2 separate regions of the Mus musculus genome follow, and region 2 is linked to region 1. Evidence: chromatin loops called from intact Hi-C (ENCODE). Cell type or tissue: heart. All regions are shown on one strand. Each heading gives the region's core, and the rest is flanking DNA. Links, peaks and the distances in the headings are about the cores only. Region 1 holds the start of N6amt1 (N-6 adenine-specific DNA methyltransferase 1 (putative)). Region 2 has its middle 22 kb from the start of Gm41484.

Region 1 (9,985 bases), core at 4,865-7,364:
ATAGAACAAAAACAGGCTGGTTTTACAAAAAGTACAGATTATATCATTTTGTCTCTAGACATGTGTTTGATTTTTTTTTCATTACATGTCTGGGGTTACAAGTTCAGTCACAATTAGGAAGCACAATTAGAGCAGATTTAATTTTTATTATTAGCCCTATAACTCCAATTCAAAGAATCTAAAGAATGTCCCCACCAGAACAAACACATTTATTATATGACAGCCTGCTTTTAGGCTGGAAGTCTTTGGAGTTTTAAAGTACTCCAGAAAAACAGAAAATATTGGAACAGGTCTTTTTATGAATAGCAAATACTAATACCTAGCCGTTTTTTACCATATCATTTCATTATCTGTGCTACAAAATAGGAAAAAGTTATTTTAGTCGATCTATCTCATTTACTGAGTTGTATTCCTTCAGGGGTGTTTCCTGCTCAGCCCCCTATCTTTAAACTACATTTTGAGAGAGCTCTAAGTGTATGGTAAAACCATGCTTAGGATCTGTTACTAATTCTCCTGGCCAGTCAGATTTTATCAGCTGTCTCTGTTTACCCTGCACCAATTGCACTGTTTGAGTTTGCTTAGAGGCGGATGCCCCCAGAAGATTCTGGAGTCGTGGACTTATTTAGAAATTCCTAGGTGAGTGCTTAGCACAATCTCCAGTGCATAAGGAAGATATCCAAATGGGCCAGATAAAGGTATTTCCCTAAAACCAGAGGGGATAAGTCCCTGTAAGACGCAAACATGATTTTCTCAGGAAAAGACATAAAGTGAAACATCACGCATAAAGTCCCCAAGAATGAAGCACACAGAGACAAAAACATGAGAGTGAGAGACAGAACGAGAGCGATCATAGCACGGAGCTGTGCCAGACACATGTGCTGCCTTCGTGGCTCCTGCTGTTGCCAGTGGACATGGCTGTGTGTTTTAGGTGTGCAGGAGAATATTATGAGACTAACATGAGTGTACTGTGTAAGCCACTCTAATAAATACTTTTTAAAGATTTATTTATTGTATATGAGTACACTGTAGCTGTCTTCAGACACACCAGAAGAGGGCACTCAGATCTCATTACAGATGGTTGTGAGCCACCATGTGGTTGCTGGGATTTGAACACAGGACCTCTGGAAGAGTAGTCAGTACTCTTAACCACTGAGCCACCTCTCCAGCCCCCATAATAAATATTTTAACATGTGTTCATTTTATCAGTTCTGGGCATCTAGAGAACCCTACTACCATCTTGTGGTTGACTGAATTTGCAGTTTTAATGACATGTGCGTGAGAACAGCTTTCATATGCTTGACATCTGTACGTCTTCTTGAGTGAGCTATCTCTTTAGGTCATTCGTACATTTTTATGTTAGGAGGAGGATATTTTACAAGTTTGAAAATCTTTTCTAATACTTGAGATTATGGTAAATTATGTTTCCCCCTCCCCTTTCCTGCCTCCAAACCCTTTCTTGTAGCCCTCCTCACTCTCCTTCTCATTTGTCATTGTTATTGAATGCACATATGTATACTGACATGTTCCTAAAAACAGGCTGTCATAAAATAAACGTTCAGTCAGTACAATGCTCTCTATGTGTAAGTTTTCAGGGCTGACCATTTGGCACTGAACAATCAATAGCTGTGCTCCTCCCCAAGGAAGACCATCTCTCCTGCTCTTAGCTTTCCTCAGTTATCTTTAGTTCTTTGTGGAGAGTTGAGGCTTCGTGGGCTTTTCTGCATGTCCACTTATGTCAATCCTTGTTCTGCTCACGTTTGGGCAGAAATATTGGCAAGAGTTTATGGGTGTAGCTTCTGAAGTTACTAGGAGAAACAATTGCACAACAAACTCCCGAATCCTCTAGCTGCTACAATCTCTCCTCGAGCTGCTACAATCTCTCCTCTAGCTGCTACAATCTCTCTGCCCTCTTCTGAAATGTCCCCTGAGCTTTAGGTGCAGGAGTGTTCTGTAGGTGTATCTTTTGGGGCTGGGCTCCACAACCCTGCATTTTGATTGGTTGTGTTTTTCTGTGGTGCTCTCCTCTCCACCTGCTGCAAACAGAAGTTTCCTTGATGAAGAGTAAAAGCTACACTTATCTGTGAGTATAAGGACAAATATTTATAGATTGTTGTTAGGGATCATGATGGTTTAGTAAACTAGAGGTTGTAACCCCAATGTCCTTGACATCACTAGTGCTGAGTTTCGAAGATTTCCCATAGCAGGCATGATTTCCTTCTTGTTGAGTAGATCTTAAGTCCAAGTAAAGAGCTGCTGGTTGCTGCTATGGTATGTGTGCCACTAATACACTCTTAGGGTTATCAACTTTGTGCATTTTTCAGTCAGGTTCATCTTTAGTGTTAACTTTAAGAGTTCTCTTGATCATTTTGCCTAGCAGGTCTTTATCAAGGGATGTCTTTGAAAGTCTTCCAGTCTGTGTCATAGTGTTTTGATTATGATCAAATGACTTTACAGAGGCAAAAGCCACTTTGAAAAAATCCTATGATTGTAAATGTTTATAACTGAACTTCAACAAGCACCAAAAAAGCCCTAATTTAAATCTCACAATATTTCAGTACTAAACTTAAGCAGGGTTAACTGGAGTGCTTACAGTTCCCTTATACTGAGTGATGAAATTATGTTAGGGTTGGAGCCACTCCTTCATATCACAAATAGAGCTGACTGCAACTTGTGATTTCCTTTAAAATATAAGCCAGGCTAAGGTGTGACAAGAACTATCTCTTACCAGAAAACAGAACAGGTATATGTCATGCTAAAATAGTCTTGGACCAAAGTCTTCATCAGTTTAGAAATAAACTTTATTGTAGCTTGCCATTGAGCTCTGATGCCTCTAAGAAAACTTAATTCTGACTACAAAGAGAAAGTGCAACCAGTGACCATAGTTAATGAATGACTGGTATATGATCTTAACACAATCTCACCAAAAACCATGACCAGTGATGGAACCAAATATTCTTACCATAATCAATTTTAAACCTCTTGGAAATATAGTATTACTGCACCAAACCAGAAAATCAAGTGTTGGTGGTAGTTCTGCACTCATGAAACCCATTTTTAGTTAGTTTAATCTAAAAGGAATTCATTACAGGATAGCCAAGGGGTAAGACAGCCAACTTTGAGAGGTTCAAAGATCAGCTTTGGAGTGAGCTTCCAAAAGTACCTCTTACAACTACACAACTGAGCTTCTGGCCCATTCATGGTGGTCAGAAAGCCACGGAATCAAGAATCCACTACCAAATGTGGACCCTGTGGACATAGATGGGCGTTGGAGAGAGTCCCAAAGCAACCAGAGCAGTCACCAGAGTGACTGAGCCCATCAGCATCAAATCCATCAGAAGTCTGAGCCCCGCCCCCAACTCTCAGACTAGAAGGATGAGTACAAGCACTGGGCCAGGGAATAGGAAACTATACTGAGTAGCTTGAAAGGCAGGTCAAGACTCCCTCTCCCAAAATCCTAAAAGCTGTGCAGGGATGTAGCTCAGTGCTACCGTGCTTACCTAGCATGCACAAGGTCCTGAGTTTGATCCCCAGCACCAAATCAACAGGGTATGGTGGGATAAACCTAGAGTCCCAATGTAGAGCAGGGGAAGGCAGGAGAAGCAGAAGCTCAAGCTTCTAAGCAACACAGCAAGCTCGAGGCCAGTCTGGGCTACTGAGACCCTCTCTCAAAAATAATAAGTAAAAAATAAATAAAAATAGGGGCCAGGCTGGGCTACTGAGACCCTCTCTCAAAAATAATAAGTAAAAAAATAAATAAATAAAAATAGGGGCCAGGCTGGGAATATAGTTTGGGGGTAAAATGTGTACATATCATGTCTGAAAACCTAGGCTCAATGCCCAGGATCAAAAACAAACAAACAAACAAACAAACAAAAGAGTGCAGCCATTCATGGTGGCTCATGCCCTTAATCACAGCACTTGGGAGGCAGAAGGTAGAAGCTAGGGGGGTCTCTGTGATTTAGTCAGACCAGCCAAGGCTATACAATGATACCCTGTCATCCCTCCCCTGCAAAAAAAAAAAAAAAAAAAAGGGGGGGACAATTAAGCATGAAAGTACATACAAGTCACAAAGGAAGAAATTCCCTAGATGGACATATGAACCCAGGCTTAACCTCAATCAGCAATCGGACCAAATCAATCTAAAACAAATCTCTAATATTAGATCAACTCATAAATCTGCCACCAAAAGATGTTAGGAGTATACACAAGTATGGTTAGTTTGGAGAGTGATGGGGCACTATCCAGAGAAACTGAACCGTATGTCCACTAACAGATCTCCCACCAGGAACTGTGTGTACAGCAGTGGGAGAACACTAAGGATGTCAGTCTCAAGAATTGCAACAGACAAACCTGGAGCAAAGTCAACCTTCACATACATAAAAACAAATCCTCTGGGAAACAACTGAGAAAGAACGGCTATTTCATTTCATTGCTTGTATGCCAAAGACATTTTAAGGATGCATGTGAAAATAACAAATTCTCGCGGCACATGACACTCTAAAAAAATATTTCCGTATTATATTTAGATGTTTGTGCATGTGTGCACATGTATGCTGCCATACCCTTGGAGGTCTGAGAACTCTAAGAATAGGTTTTCTCCTTCCACTGTGTGAGTCTCAGGGACCTGCTCCATGTGCTCAGGTTTGGCAGCACCTACCTGCCTTTTACCAGCAGAGCTTTCTTGCCATTTTCAAGTCTGTATTTGTGATGCCGCCAGAGAACAGAAGATTTAACTCCCAGGAACTGGAGTTACTCTGTTTGTGAACCACCTGCTGTGGGTACTGGGGACCAAATTCTAGTCCTCAATAATAGCCTTATTCCAGAACCATCTCTCCAGCCCCTTACATTTTTTTAAAGACTATGATTTTCTGTATGTTATTTTTTTGCCTGTATGTATGGGCACAACAGTGACACTGACGCAGGAAGAGCAACAACCTGGAGCTGGGGTTATAGGGAGTTGTGAGCCACCAAACAAAGGTGCAGGAAACCAAACTTTTGTCTTCTTCAAGTGCAGTACAAGGTCTCAACCCCTGAGCACTTCCCCAGCCCTCCAAACCATTGTCTCTGTTTTGTTTCATTGTTTTTCGGAGACTGGATTTCTTTATGTAGCCCTGGCTGTCCTGGAACTCTCTTTGTAGAACAAGCAGAGATCTGCCTGCCTCGGTCTCCAGAGTGCTGGGATTAAAGGCAAGAGCCACCACAGCCCAGCCCAAACTATAATTTCAATGAATGAAAGTGTTATCCATGTATAATATTGTCAAATACAAAATAAAAATTAAAAGTCATAAAAGCTGGGCATGGTGCCACAGCTTTTATAGTCCCAGCACTCAGGAGACAGAGGCAGGTGGAGGATCACTATGAGTTCCTGGCCAGACTGGCCTACATAGTAAATTCCAAGACAGTGAGAATCTGTATAACAAAATTAAGCAAATAAAAGTAGTCATAATCTTATAGATGGGTATTTACATTTCAGTTGCTTAAAAAACAATAAATTTTGTAAACACTATTTTTGCAAGTGCTTACAAGTTTAAAAGGGAAGAAACTTTCCAAATGTCATTAGAATAAAGCAGTCACCTTAGTACAAAATAACTGACGATGCTCAATATTAGGGTAGCCGATAAAAGTAAGCACAAGTTGAAAACGGATGTTAGAGGTTGCTTAAAAGTTCCAGAGAGCCCAACAAGCTCTTTCACCCCAAACGCCACCCAGTGTAAGACAAAAGCGCATGCGCAGCAAGCCTGACGCGTGCGTACTCAACGCCCGCCCATAGGAAGCGGAAGGGAAAAGATGGCGGCGCCGAGTGTCCCCACGCCGTTGTACGGGCACGTGGGTCGCGGAGCCTTCCGCGACGTGTACGAGCCAGCGGAGGACACGTTCCTGTTACTGGACGCGCTCGAGGCGGCGGCGGCCGAGCTAGCAGGGTGCGAGGAGGGTGCGCGCCTCAGGGGGAGAGAACGGGGTGGCCGGGAGGCGGAAGCCGGAACTTGCCGCCCTCCTCCGGAAGTGGTGGGCCGGCCTACTTTCTGGTGATTGACAGCAGAGAGGGGTAAAGGAGGCGTGTCCGGCGGGCTGGGGTTAGAGCATCGCTCAGATGTTCCTGCGGCTTCAAGGTCACCCTGCCCTGCCTTTTAGCTGTTAATCTGAAGAATGTAAACGCGCCTCTGAGGAGCAGCCGGAGTTTAGCAACCAGAAGCAAGATGTCCCAAAACTTTCCTAATTTTCTATTTTAATTTTTTTAAGTGAATATGTAAAACTCGCCTTAGTGCAAGAATAACATCCTCTAGCAAAGGAAGAACACATAAGGATCAGTGAACTATTAAATTCACTCAACCTAGTCAAGGAACAACCACTAGCCGTCTGAGCACTTAAAGTGTTATTGCAACTGGGATTTTTTTGTTTTGTTTTGTTTTTTAATTGAACTGTTAGAATTTTAGTTGCATGTGGTTAGAACTATTAGGGAAGGTTTAAATAGTCACGTGCCTCCGCCGGTAGGATTTTCACTAGCCTGATTTGTTGAAGGATTGGCCATAGCTTTAATTGACATAAATAGTAAATGCCCACATGTTAACTTTTCTGAGAAAAGAATTTGAGCTGAGAACGGGAAAGATGGCTCAGCTGGTAAAGGCACTCGCTGTCAAGCCTGCAGACCTGAGTTCCGGCCTCAGAAACTACTACAGGTTGTTCTTGGAGGTTCAGTTACAATGCTGAGGACCATTCTGCACACATACATATAATCACTCTAATAAAATAGTTTGCCGAAAGAATATGGGTCATTAACTTAATGGCCAAGATTCCTACTGGGTGTCTCCAGAACGAAATAGCCATCATGTTTATTTATATTGTCACTTTTTTTCTGCCTATAAAACCAGTCTTTCTTCATAGATGGTGGAGCATTTTGAGCTACTGGAATATCTCGTGGAGCACTGAATTGTAACTTGAATGCTCAAAACAGCTCAGAAAAATTTACAGCTACAAATTGCATTGCTTCGTATGCTGTAATAGAGCTGACCTTGTTACAAAGGCTAGGAATTCTAGTTATTTTTGAGACCGTAATGATTATTTCCATAAAGAAGGCACCTGGTAAGATTCACAGACTTTACTATGACCCACTAGTGGCTTGCGTGTCCTGTTATGTGGGTCACATAGATATGTGGCTGATTCTAAAGGTAAAAAGGAAATACTGTAACTTCTTCTTGAGTTGTTTGAACAGTTAAGTGACAGAAAAATCTTGTAAATGTCATCAGGCCAATCAGTCATGGAAATTAAGTAGTGCTTTTGACACACTGATAGTGATCAAAGGAAATACATTTATTGGAAAGTTATATAAGATTTTTAAATTTAGAAAGCTAAGATTATTGGCATTCTAAGATCAGACACTGAAGTACTTGCCCAACACAGTACTCTCGTAGGGAGAGAGGTCTTTGTTATTCATGTATCTAGGTAGATGGAAGGCTTTTAGCAAACCCTAGGATATGCTGCTGGGTTTATTTAAGTACTTCAATTTAAATACTGTACACACCTAAACTATTAGCATGCTTGAGCTATGAAATAATAAGCACTAAGTAGTTGCCAGAAATGGTAAATCCCTTTTATTCCCACATATTTGCAAGTGAGTGATGGTGCTGGGGAAATACATTATATGGCATGAGAGTTGTCTTCCATGAAGAATTATCTTCATAAGAAGGAACTAAATACTTTGTTTTTGTTGTTAGAGTGGAAATATGCCTTGAAGTAGGAGCAGGATCTGGTGTGGTGTCTGCATTCCTGGCCTCCATGATAGGTCCTCGGGCCTTATACATGTGAGTATGTGATGTTCCTCCACCCCTCCTGGGTCTCTGTGACTGCAGCAGCTCAAGTGGAACATTTTAAATAGACAATACGTCTCTGATAGTGAGGACTCAAGTCACAGCTTATGCTGGCCCCCAGCTGTAGCCTCCCGTTCACTCCTTCGTGCTGTGTGATTTTAGAAGCAACACAACTTTATGCTATCTCTACTTTTAATCGTTCTCAGGTAAACAGTTTGTCTGTTGTAAAATAGGTGCAAAGTTGAATGTCCTTGCAGAGAACTTGAGAATACAAAAGCCAGGAGGAAACAGCAGAAGATTTTACCATACGTGGGACAAATGTGTTTCTTGCAGCTCGTTACCGCCTATGTCGTTTGTGTGGCAGTGTCCGGGCAGCGATCTCTTTCCCTTTTCATTTGCTGGCCGTTTCAGATGAGTGTGGGCAGATTTTTCAGCAATGCTTGCCTTTGTTATAACAAGCCTTTGCTTGCTTTTTCTTTGCCATTATGAAAACATTCTGGATTTTTTTTTCCCAACACCATGTTCGAGTTAAGAAAGCATTCCTAACTTTACCCCAGCAGGAGTCTGCTGGTACACTGTCTGCTTCCAGACATCCTCCTGATCTTTCCCTCTGTCTCGCGTTGATAGGTGCACTGATATCAACCCTGAGGCAGCCGCATGTACCTTGGAAACAGCACGCTGTAACAGAGTCCATGTTCAGCCAGTGATCACAGATTTGGTGAGCATTAATCCTCGTTCAGTAGTGATCGATTTCGATTCATTGATGGTCAGTCACTTTTAGTGGAAATACACTTAAGGAATTAGTTTTGTTTTGTTTTGTTTGTATGAGACAAAGTGGCATGTAGCCCAGGCTAGCCTCAAACTTCCTATACAGACACAGATGACCTTGAACTCTTTTTTTTTTTTTAATTTTTAATTAAAATTTTTCTCTTTTACTTTTTTCTTTGGTTTTTTGTTTGTTTGTTTGTTTGTTTGTTGTTTTTTGTTTTGTTTTGTTTTTTGGTTTTTGTTTTTTGGTTTTTTGAGACAGGGTTTCTCTGTGTAGCCCTGGCTGTCCTGGAACTCACTCTGTAGACCAGGCTGGCCTCGAACTCAGAAACCCGCCTGCCTCTGCCTCCCAAGTGCTGGGATTAAAGGCGTGCGCCATCATGCCCGGCTTTCTTTACTTTTAAGATTATAATATAATTACATAGTTTCCCCCTTCCCTTTCCTTCCTCCAGATCCTCCCATATACCCCTGCTTGCTCTCTTTCAAATTCCTGGTCTCTTTTCTTCATTAATTGTTGTTACATACTTAAGTACACACGCACACACACACACACACACACACACACACACACACACACGCGTGTGTGTGTGTGTGTGTGTGTGTGTGTACATATATTCCTAAATAGAACCTGCTCAGTCTGTATGAATGCTTTCAAATCTGGCCATTTGATATTAGGTAAATGCTGGAGTTACCGGTTGACCATAAGCATGACTACATGTGACTGTATTCAGTTCAAACTGGCTTAAGCCTAAAACACATAATGCACAGCTAGCACAGAAACTCAGATGACATCACACATTTTCTTCTTAGCTCTGAGTTTCCCTCTGGGGTCCCTCTGGCATCTCATAATAACAAGATGTTTGCATCTCTGTGTATAATTTTTAGCAAGTCCCCATGAAGAAGTTTATTCTTGGGATGAGAGTTGTTTGGAACCACATGGGTCGTGTGTTCCGGGAATTTGAAGAGTGACTTTGACCTGGGTCACAGTAGATCCTACCCAAGCTTGAGAGTGAGAGGAGACACAGTGTCCCTGTCTACGGTACTTTTCTATTGTAGTGAGGAAGTGGAGGGTTTGCAGGATGAAGGAAGGAGAGACGGGAAGTAGGGACAGGGCAGGACACAACTGGGCCCGGCCTTGGCTTTTGAAACCTCAAGATCTGAAAAACCACCTCCAGGCAAGGCATACGAGTGTGTGGCGCCATTCCCATTCAGACCACACCAGTCCCATCAAAAGCCGAGGAGACATAAGCAGAAACAAGGGAGCACGGATCCTGGGGACAAGCAAAATGATTGACAGGTTATTCATTTCTTTCTTTAGACAGTTCTCTCTGTGTCCTGGTTTGTCTTTGAACTTTCTATGTAGTTGTAGATAACTTCAATTCTATCTTCTCCTGCCTCTACCTCTTTAGAGG
Region 2 (9,985 bases), core at 2,930-5,429, 87 kb before region 1:
GAACTCCTAGTGGGGCCCCTCAGAGGCTGCCAGACCATGCAGGGCTCTTGTTCCTCTAGGCAGCTGAGAGCCAGCACAATTGAATCCCAAAATGAAATTGGCACGTCAGCGAGGAGGTGTCCTCTGATGTCCCTCTGAATTCCAAGGTCCTAGGATTCAGGACAGTTTCCTGGCATGCAGCCAGGCCCCTGTGATAGGATGGATCTTGTGCTCGGCTTAAGCTCTGCTACTGCTGTCTGTATGGAAGAGCTTGACAGTGTTTATTTGTTCCTTTATATCTTTGTCTGTCTGTCTTTCCACCTCTCTGTCTGTTTGTAGCCCAGCATTTTCACGTACTGGCCATCACAAATTAATTGGCTGGTTCTTTGGGGAGATCTGCTGCTTCACGTGGAATGAACAGATATCACTATGATCTGGGATCACATGGGACAGCTTTGTTTATGGATTTATTTTCTTATTGTACAAATTACCACACAAAATATAGAGTTCAAAACATGGCAGTTAAGAGAGCACAGATAACAGACTGCAAGAGCAGGTCCCCATTTTCTGGATGAGAGCGCTGACAGAAAGAAAATCCTTGCACATGAAAAGATATTTTTGGAGATGGTTGAAGCTTCATTTAAGCTTCATACTGTCTTGCTAGAATCAAGGAAGGGACAAAAGTCAAGGTTAGTACTGTCTTAGTCAGGGTTTCTATTCCTGCACAAACATCATGACCAAGAAGCAGTTGGGGAGGAAAGGGTTTATTCAGCTTACACTTTTCACATTGCTATTGATCACCAAAGGATGCAGGACTGGAACTCAAGCAGGTCAGAAAGCAGGAGCTGATGCAGAAGCCATGGAGGGATATTACTTACTGGCTTGCCTGCCCTAGCTTGCTCAGCTTGCTTTTTTATAGAACTAAGACTACCAGTCCAGGGATGGTACCACCCACAAAGGGCCCCCCCCCTTGATCACTAATTGAGAAAATGCCCCACAACTAGATCTCATGGAGGCATTTCCCCAGCTGAAGCTCCTTTCTCGGTGACAACTCCAGCCTGTGTCAAATTGACACATAAAACCAGCCAGTACAAGCACCAGTTTCTCAAATCTGCAAGCCTGTTCTGTTCTATCTTGTCCTGTTCTGTCATGAGACAAGCTATAACTCCGTAGCCCTGGCCTGGAACTCAAAAGAGATCTTCCTGCCTCTGCCTCCTTAGTACCGGGATTAAAAGGGTGTATCACAAATACCCAGCTTCCACAAATGTTTTTATAAACTCCTTCTAGTAAGGGACTAGAAAGGGAAGTTTTTAGACTTTGTATTTCGCACTCTTAACTGGAGCCGTTACGCTCTGCCATGTTACGGAGAAGGCAGGCATGGGTAGTCCGAGAAAGAATGAGCATTCTTACACACTGAAATCCAGGTCTTCTGAAAGAGCAGCCAGTGCTCTCAACAACAAAACATCTCTCCAACTCCAAGGTTGGTTGGTGGTTGGTTGGTTGGTTAATTGGTTGCTTGCTTGGTTAGTTGGTTAATTGGTTGGTTGGTTGGTTGGTTGGTTGTGGTTGGATGGATGGTTGGTTGCTTGATTGATTGATTGATTGATTGATTGATTGATTGATTAGTTAGTTAATTGGTTAGGTGGTTAGTTCGTTGGTTGGTCGGTTAGTTGACTGGTTGGTTGGTTAGTTTTGTTTGTCTGCTTACTTGCTTTGTTTTTACTTTATAAAAACAATTTTTGCTGAATATATAAATTGATAAAATCTTAAATTCCATGAGTTTGATATTTCCCATATTGATTCTATCTACTAAATGGCACAAAACTTAGTTGAAACTTACCTGGAACTTTAAACCCTTCTTCCCATGGTCAGCCTGTCTGGACAGGGTGCAGGAGGAGGATGTAGCTTCTCCTCTGGCTCAGCTGGAGCTCAGCCTATGAACTATCTCACAGGCCCCAAGGCCCCACCAGCATCTCAATGGAGGAAGGCCATTGTTGTGCAGCCTTCCTAGAATTTGTCTGCTGACACTGACTTTATTTGGGTATGGGTATTTAAGAAGGTAATTAGCAAACAAGGTCATAAGTGAAAGAACAACAATTGTGTTGGACAAATAGGAAGAACTTGAACATGCACAAAGAAAAAGCTCTGTAAGGGCAAAGCAGCAGTGGTAGCCTGCATGCCAAAGAGAGAAACTTCCAGACTCTGCACAGTGACAAAAAAAGAAAAAAAAGTAGTGTTTAAATCACTTTGTGTGCCATATTTTTGTTATAGAAGCCCTAATAGACAGACACAGGTCCAGCTGCATTTTATATACTAGAAAGGATTCTGGCTATCTCAATAATAGACACAAGATGCCTCCAGACATTAGTTATCTGAAGCCTGCTGGGAACAGTAAGTTCCAAAACAAGACTGTCTCTTTCTTGTAGCTTCCGACATTGTCCTTGGGTGATTTTAAGCACTTGTCCAGTTGTAAATGTTTTGTGCAACTCTGTCAGTAAGCTGGCACACGGTTTGGCGCTCATCCTTCAGTTCACAGCACAGCACTTTGTTCTTTCCTCCATATGATGGTCAGGGGTCCTACTAAACCTTCAACAAAGCAGAATAAAGCAGGAAGTTTTGCACCTTACAAGTGTCCCAAGACATTCATCCTGAGACACTACTATATTTTCAATGGCAGGAGGACATTTTCTAACATAAGAAAGTGAGGCTGTGATTTCCTGTAATGATTATACAAGTTCATTACAGACATTTTAATCCCTTCAAATTTGAGTATTTCCCATTGGAAGAGATCCTCTTGTCTCCTACTTGTTTATAATAACTGAAACAGGAATCCAATGAATTCAAAATTCTTCTCTACAAAACATATGAACTAAAGGCTTTCTTATCCTAAGTGGAAATGCCCTTGCATGTACTAAAGTTATTTTGCTCAAGCACTAGCTGCCTGGTTCCAGGAATGAAAATTTAAAGCTTTCTAACTCTTATGATCTTCTATTTACAGTTATTTCTAAACAAGCTTCCCTTGACCAATGGTTTCACTTAGTGAGTTGCTTATAAATGTCACAATCTCTGCTTTTGGGCTAACGGGTTGCTTTATTATTAGATTTGTATTTTTCAGAGTCATACCCCAAGCACCCTGAGCACATTGCAATGCCATTTCTAAAGCCATAGTAAGCATGTCTCTCATTGAATTTGTCCTTATGGGGGTGGTTTGTATTTATATCCCTAGAACAGAGCTTTGTGATACAGGAAACCTCAGGTGAGGACTGAGCTCCTTCCTCCCCACCCCCACCCCACCCCCCGCACATCTGGACTCACTCACAGTCCACTATGCTCATGGTCAGTAGTGAAAATATCTCTCTGGTAGGCTTTTTCCTATTATCTCACCGCCCAAGTCATTTAGACCCTTTAAACCCCTGTATTCCTCTTGCCCTTGTATTTTCAATTTATTCCATTCTACATGTTTTCAGTCTTAGAGTTAATTGAGTATCTGAAGACACTGAAACCTTTCCAGAAGCAAGACTAAACCCTTAGGAAGCCTGTTGTTAATGGTACGTAGATCTGCCTCTCCACCCAACAAATCTCCCTTCACTTACTCGAACCATGACTCAGGATGGAGAAATAAGACAAACAAACCAAAAACCCAGCCCCAACTGTCTACGATTTATAGAGCACTTACTACATACCAGACATTGTGGACCTACTTCAGGAGCCATGTCGGTAACTCCTCGCAAATAGCGCTATTATTCCACTTTACAGGTATAGATATCGAGACTCGAGTACCACACAGCCTGTAAGTGGCATCCAGGTTTGAATTCCAGATGCAGCTCACTGCTATGTCTACCATCACAATGCTCTGCAAACAGGCAGCATGGCAGCTAAGCACCATAGTGAAATACTGAGACTCAGAATCTCTGGAGTTTTATGATTTCAGGAGAGACGACATGATTGCAGTACAGTATCTGATATTGTCCTGTTAATCTAAAGCAGATATTCTCAACCAAGGGCAACTTTTCCTCTAAGAGATACTTGACGGTATCTGGAGATAGGTTTACAACTGGAGGCGTCTACTGCCTTCTACTGGGGAGAAGCAGAGATGCTTTTCAGCATTCTGCAATAGAGAAGGTCCTTCAACAGAACTGCCAAGCCCAGACATTCCACATGCTAAGACCCACAGTTTGGTCTGGTTGTTTTCTAATGCCCACTGGATCTTTACGGGCTGTAATTATCTATATCTGTTTTAATACTCTTTTTTATGACACCTTTTTTGAGTGATACCATGAGTCCTTTTAGGAGACAAGAGTGCAATGAAAGAGAGAAAGTGACTTTCAAAGAATCTCTTGAGCAAGTGAGCACCTTCTTTGGCACAGAATGTTCCAAGAACTCTATTTTGAGAACAGTGACCCAACAGCCAACTGTCTGGCACTCACTCATCCATCACTATCAGAGTTGGTACTTCCTGGAATCCTGCCTGTCCCCAGAAAGTGCTCGGGGGTAGGAAGAGTGGTTACCAGGGAACATGCCGTTGCAGTGAGAAAGCAAAAGAAAATCGCAACAAACCCACAACCCAATGCCAGCCCTAAGAGTTTCTCACAGTCCATAAGTCAAAGAAAGCTCAGTTGTTTCCAAACTACTCATGAGACATGTTCTCTGTGGTTTTCAGGCACAGAGGAGAAACTACACAGAAAATGCACAGTTCTGTGGTTTGAAAATCAAAACTCTATTAGTCAAAAGATAAGTGCTACGAGTTTCAGAAATAAACATATGTCCCAACTGCCTATACTGAACAAGTTCTAAAGTTAAAGGGCATAGAACTTGGCAGAGAGTATCGTTGTTTACATTACAGAACCAACACACAAACTTTGTAGAAATTCTTATCAATCCAAGAAAACATCATATTGCCTTTACTGTATTCATCTATGTCCAAAGCAATTCGTTAGGTGTTGTTTGGCTGGTGTCTGGTTTGAGCAGTTCATCACTCCATCTTACCACCATTAATCATCACATCTGTTTCTTTCAAAAGCATTCCAGACTTTATTATCCAATTCTCAGTAAAGTTTATTTATCCCTCTTGAATGTTCTTAACTGTTCCATGTCAAAGAAAAACACAGAGTGATTTATCGTTACTGTGTCGTCGTTTTCAGATTGTGATGCTTGGATAAATTTTATTCATATGTTTGTTCCATCCTCAGATGTCTTGATCTTCCCAAACTCCCAAAATCCTTATCTTTCAAAGCTTAACCTAGAGTCAATTTCCTCGTCACTGCAATGATGGATGCAAAGCAAGGATCACCTCCAGCAAAATCATAATCACAGCACCCAGCACAACACTGTAAGGACCCGGGCCCTTTCTCTGTGGCTGATACCTGCTGCTCAGGCTGAAATGTATGGCTAGAATTCTGCTTGCAACTCTCAAGAATGATGCAAAGCTTTCCAAAGCTGTGAGGTTATACAAGAGGACAATAGGTGGATTTTAAAAGTAGCCTGTAGGTAAATATCAAGAAATGTGAGATTATGGGAGGGATGGGGTAGGGGCTCAAGGAAAAAGAATCATGTATGTCTCAGAAAAATCAAACTGCCAAAGTATTAAAGAACACCTCTGGGAGAAGGGTGCTTCTGGAAACAAGTCAACACAAGATTTGTAAAAGTGAGGGATTTCAAACAAACTTTCAATAGCCTAGCTAAGAGATTCATTTGAGTCATCCAAGTTAAGTAGGATATTGTGGAACATCACTGAGGTTCTAAAGGAAATTCCCCTAACATAAATAACATTCTGGCTGATGAATCCCTTGCCAACCTTCATTCAAAAATAAATAAGTAAGCTGTTCATTTGAAAAGCCTTGGAATGTGGCTCCACGGTGGAACGCTTGCAGTCTTAGTTAGGGTTTCTATTGCTGTCATAAAACACCATGACCAAAAACAATTTGGGAGGAAAGATTTTATTTCCTTTAACAACCTGTATCCCATTATCAGGCAGGCATGGTACTGGAGGAGGTGAGAGGTCTACATCTTTGTATGCAGGCCTCTAAGAGAAGACTGACTTCCAGGCAGCTAAACCTAGGGTATTAAACCCTTGTCCACAGTGAAACACCTACTCCAACAAGGCCAGACTTCCTAATAGTGCCACTCCCTGGGCCAAGCATATTCAAACCATCATGTTCCACTCCCTGGCCCCCATAGACTTTTCAAAAATATGAGTCTATTGGGACTATACCTAAACATACCATAATGCAAAATACATTTAGTCCAACTTCCAAAATCCCCATAGTCTATAGCAGTCTCAATAATATTAAAAGTCCAAAGTTCAAGCTCTCTTCTGAGATTCATCCAATCATGTAACTGCAATCCCCAAAGCAAGACAGGAAACCAGCTGGACAAACTCCAAACTCAGCATCTCCTTGTCTGATGTCAAAGTTGTCTTCAGATCACCAACTCCTTTTCCATCTTTGTTGACTATAACAAACTTCTTTCTCCTGAGCTGGTTCCACTCCCTGTTAGCAGCTTTCCTTAGCAGATAGACCAAGGCTCTGGCATCTCAAACATCTTGGAGTCTCCAAAGCAACTTCTTTCAATGTCTGGGATCCACACATGATCTTCTGGGCACCACCAAAGGGCTGGTGTCACTTTTCCAGCTCTGCCTTCTGTGGCACTCTAGGCTCTGGTTGACTCCACTCCACTGCTGCTGCTATTCTTGGTGATTATCCCATGGTACTAGCATCTACAATACACTAGATTCTTCTGCTGCAACTAGACTTCACTAAAAGTCTCTCATAGGCTCTCTTCATGGTGCCAAGCCTGAAATCTTTTGCATGACCCCTTCAGTCTTGGGCCATCGACTGCAACTGAGTCCGCACATTCACCAATGGCCTTCCATGATCTCCCACAGTGCTGAGCCTCAGCTATAACCTTGGCTACCTCTGGAACACAGCTTCTTTGTGCTATCAGAAAACACTTCACAGAAGATTTCACCTCAGTGACGCTGGTCTCTTCTTCATCACCACTAAGTTCGTAGATCCAGCTAACCAGCATCAATTGTTCCAGTACTCTCCTTCTCCTTTGACTATAAATCCAAATGATCAAAGATGCTAAGTTCTGTTGCTTCCTGGGGCTAGAACATGGACTCCTTGTTATATTATATTATAACCAGCTTCCTGTTTTCCAACTCCTTCACTGACTAAGCTTAACTGTCCTAAAACTTGCTCTGTAGATTGACTTTGAATTCATACCTGTCTCCTACATGCTGGAATTAAAGGTATGTACCGCTACGTCTGGATCTAAAACTTGCCTTGTCCCAGGCTGGCCTTGAACTCAGATCTGCATGCCCAGTCTCCTGCAATTAAAGACCTGCACTACTACACCTGGTCCTAAACTTACCTGGGTCAGATCTTGCCCAAAGGTCACCACTTCCTTAATTGAATTTAATATCCTGGAACACAAAACTCAGCTCTATTTCACTTCCTGGTCCCTCTTTAATACTAGAAACCATTATTTTATATTTTTCCTTTCTAAGGAGCTTGCTATGCTTGTTCAAAATGCTCTTCATCAAACTTAACCAGAAAACAATGTTTCTGCTGGGATTTTTTGAGATTTCCTTTGTTAAGACAATTAATATAAATCTCTTTACCTTAGCCTCAGGTAGATTCTTCAGACAAGGGCAAAAAGCAGCCACATTCTTCACCAAAATACCACATACTGAAATTCTTCTCCACTAAATTCTCTTGGGCCAGGTCTGCACAGTTTACATCAGTCTCAGCAACAAAGTCTTTCATATTCTTACTAGGATAACCCATTAAGCCCAAAGTCCCAAAATCCACATTCTTCCAGACAAAAGCATGGTCAGGCCTATCACAGCAATACCCCAGTCCCTGGTACCAACTTCTATCTTAGTTAGGGTTTTACTTCTGTGAAAAGACACCATGACCAAGGCAACTCTTATAAGGGTAACACTTAATTAGGGCTAGTTTTCAGGTTCAGAGGTCTAGTCCATTATCACCAATATAGGAACATGGCAGCATCCAGGCAGGCATGGTATAGGAGCAGCTGAGAGGTATACATCTTTGTCTGATGGCTGCTAGCAGAATACTGACTTCCAGGCAGCTAGGATGAGGGTCTTAAAGGCTACACCTACAATGACATACCTATTCCAACAAGGCCACACCTCCTAATATTGCCACTTCCTAGCCTAAGCATATACAAACCATCAATATATATATAATTTTATATACATATATGTGTATATATAAATTCTCTTAAAATTATAAACATATGTGTATATATACATATGTGTGTGTAATTTTAAGAGACTATATATACATATAAATGTATGTATATATAAATATACATATGTGTGTGTATATTTTTAAGAGGAACTAAAGAGAAGATCAATGGAGAGAGTAGAACTGAATAGAATATCTAAGAATAAGTATAAATCCATAAATAACAAAATACATTAAAAATTTTGGAAGCTCAGATCAATGTGAGTAAAGTTGAACATTTTCATTGAAATGTATATTAATATGTCTATAACACACAAGAAAAACTTGTGTAAAAAAACTGCACAATACAGAGAGTTCCCTCTTATACTGGAAAAGTGGAAGGAAAGATTTACAAGGTGTGATGGCTAATGTTGTTGACTTGACAAATCTTGAAAGAGGCAACTTCAGTTGAGGAATTACCTCCATCAAAGTATGATGTCATAGCCATGATGTTGTTATTGACAAGCCAAAGATCAATGGTCTTTCCTGTTTTAGAGTGTGTGTGTGTGTGTGTGTGTGTGTGTGTGTGTGTGTGTGTGTGTGTGTGTGAGTGCGTGTGTGTGAGTGCGGTACTCTATGATTTTGTTATCTGGGCATGTGTATATACTCCCACAGTCAGGACACTGAAGAGCCTCTACACCACAAGTGTCAATCATGTTGCTTTGAAACTTTAGACTCTCTTACCACATCCCTTCTCACCCTCCAGCCACTGACAACCACCAGCTTATTTTTACTTCTAAACTTCCAACATTTCTAAAATCTTATATAAGTGAATTGTGCAACATGCAACCCTTTGAAACTGGCTCTTTTCACTCAGCGTGACACCTTGGAGATCCCGTCTCCCATCTCATCGTGCTGAGTAGCATTCTATGGTCAGCTGCCCATGTATACACCACTCACCTGAGGAAAGATGCCTGATTCCTGCTTAGCCTACTATAAACAAAGCTTCCATGACTATCCATTAACAGGAGCTTGTTTCAAAACATGTGTTCTCATTTCTTTGCAGCAAACATCCAAAAGTGCAGTTGCTGGGTTCTACAGTAATTGCAAGGTTTGATTGATGAGAAGCTGCTGCAACAAATGTTTTCCGAGTCGCTGGACCAGTTTATATCACAAGTAACAGAGGGTGTTGTGAAGTCTCTGAATCTTTGCCCACACCTGGCGTTGTCACCGTGCTTGGCTGTCCTGGTACGGATGGAATAGAATCCCACTGTGGTTTCAACTGCCATTTTCCTAACACTTGTGATGGACACCTTCTCATATGCTTGCTTATTTGAGATCTTTACATCTCCTTCACAAAACGTTTGTTCAGTCTTTTCCTCCTTCCTAACAGACCTTTTAGTCACATTTAAAAGCTCCTTATATGTTCTAGATACAAACATGTGTTTTATATTTGCCTTCTGTTCTAGTTGCTTTTCTCTTGCTGAGATAAATGCTATGACCAATAGCACCTTGGGGAGGAAAGGGTTTGGTCTTCTTACTGGTTCTATGCAGCCTGTTGTTAAGAGAAGCCTGGGCAGGAACACAAGACAGGAACTTGAAGGAGAAACCATGAGGGTATGTTACTTTCTAGCTTATCTGTGGTACTGCCCACAGTAGGTTGCCCTCTCTTCACCAATTAGCAATCAAAAAACTTCAGCCACAGACCTGGCCACAGGCCAATTTGATGGAGGTAATTCCTCAACTGAAGTTGCCTCTTCCAAGATTTGTCAAGTCAACAACATTAGTCATCACACCTTGTAAATATTTCCTTC

What was found. A loop is a pair of places that touch in the nucleus more often than their neighbours do. Peaks named below come from ENCODE experiments on the same cell type or tissue, not always from the same donor. Only the 100,000 strongest peaks of a DNase experiment are listed, where the experiment ranks them.
Region 2: it touches region 1 in a loop (2.0-fold over the local background); 2 of 42 quality-filtered maps call a loop at or near these places.

Annotation. Positions count from the first base shown.
Region 1 is chr16:87,348,466-87,358,450 of GRCm38, forward strand. It overlaps N6amt1 (N-6 adenine-specific DNA methyltransferase 1 (putative)), which reads left to right and starts at 5,720. Exons shown (of 6, transcript NM_026366.2): 1 at 5,720-5,921; 2 at 7,713-7,799; 3 at 8,433-8,523. The coding sequence starts at 5,788. In heart, for the core only: a CTCF peak has its summit at 5,933; DNase peaks (open chromatin) are centred at 5,776 and 5,986; H3K4me3 peaks cover 1,293 bases; H3K27ac peaks cover 1,814 bases.
Region 2 is chr16:87,263,671-87,273,655 of GRCm38, forward strand. No RefSeq gene overlaps it. Among named protein-coding and RNA genes, the nearest start is that of Gm41484, 22 kb to the left of the region's middle. In heart, for the core only: a CTCF peak has its summit at 4,052 (motif pointing left); a DNase peak (open chromatin) is centred at 4,451; H3K27ac peaks cover 613 bases.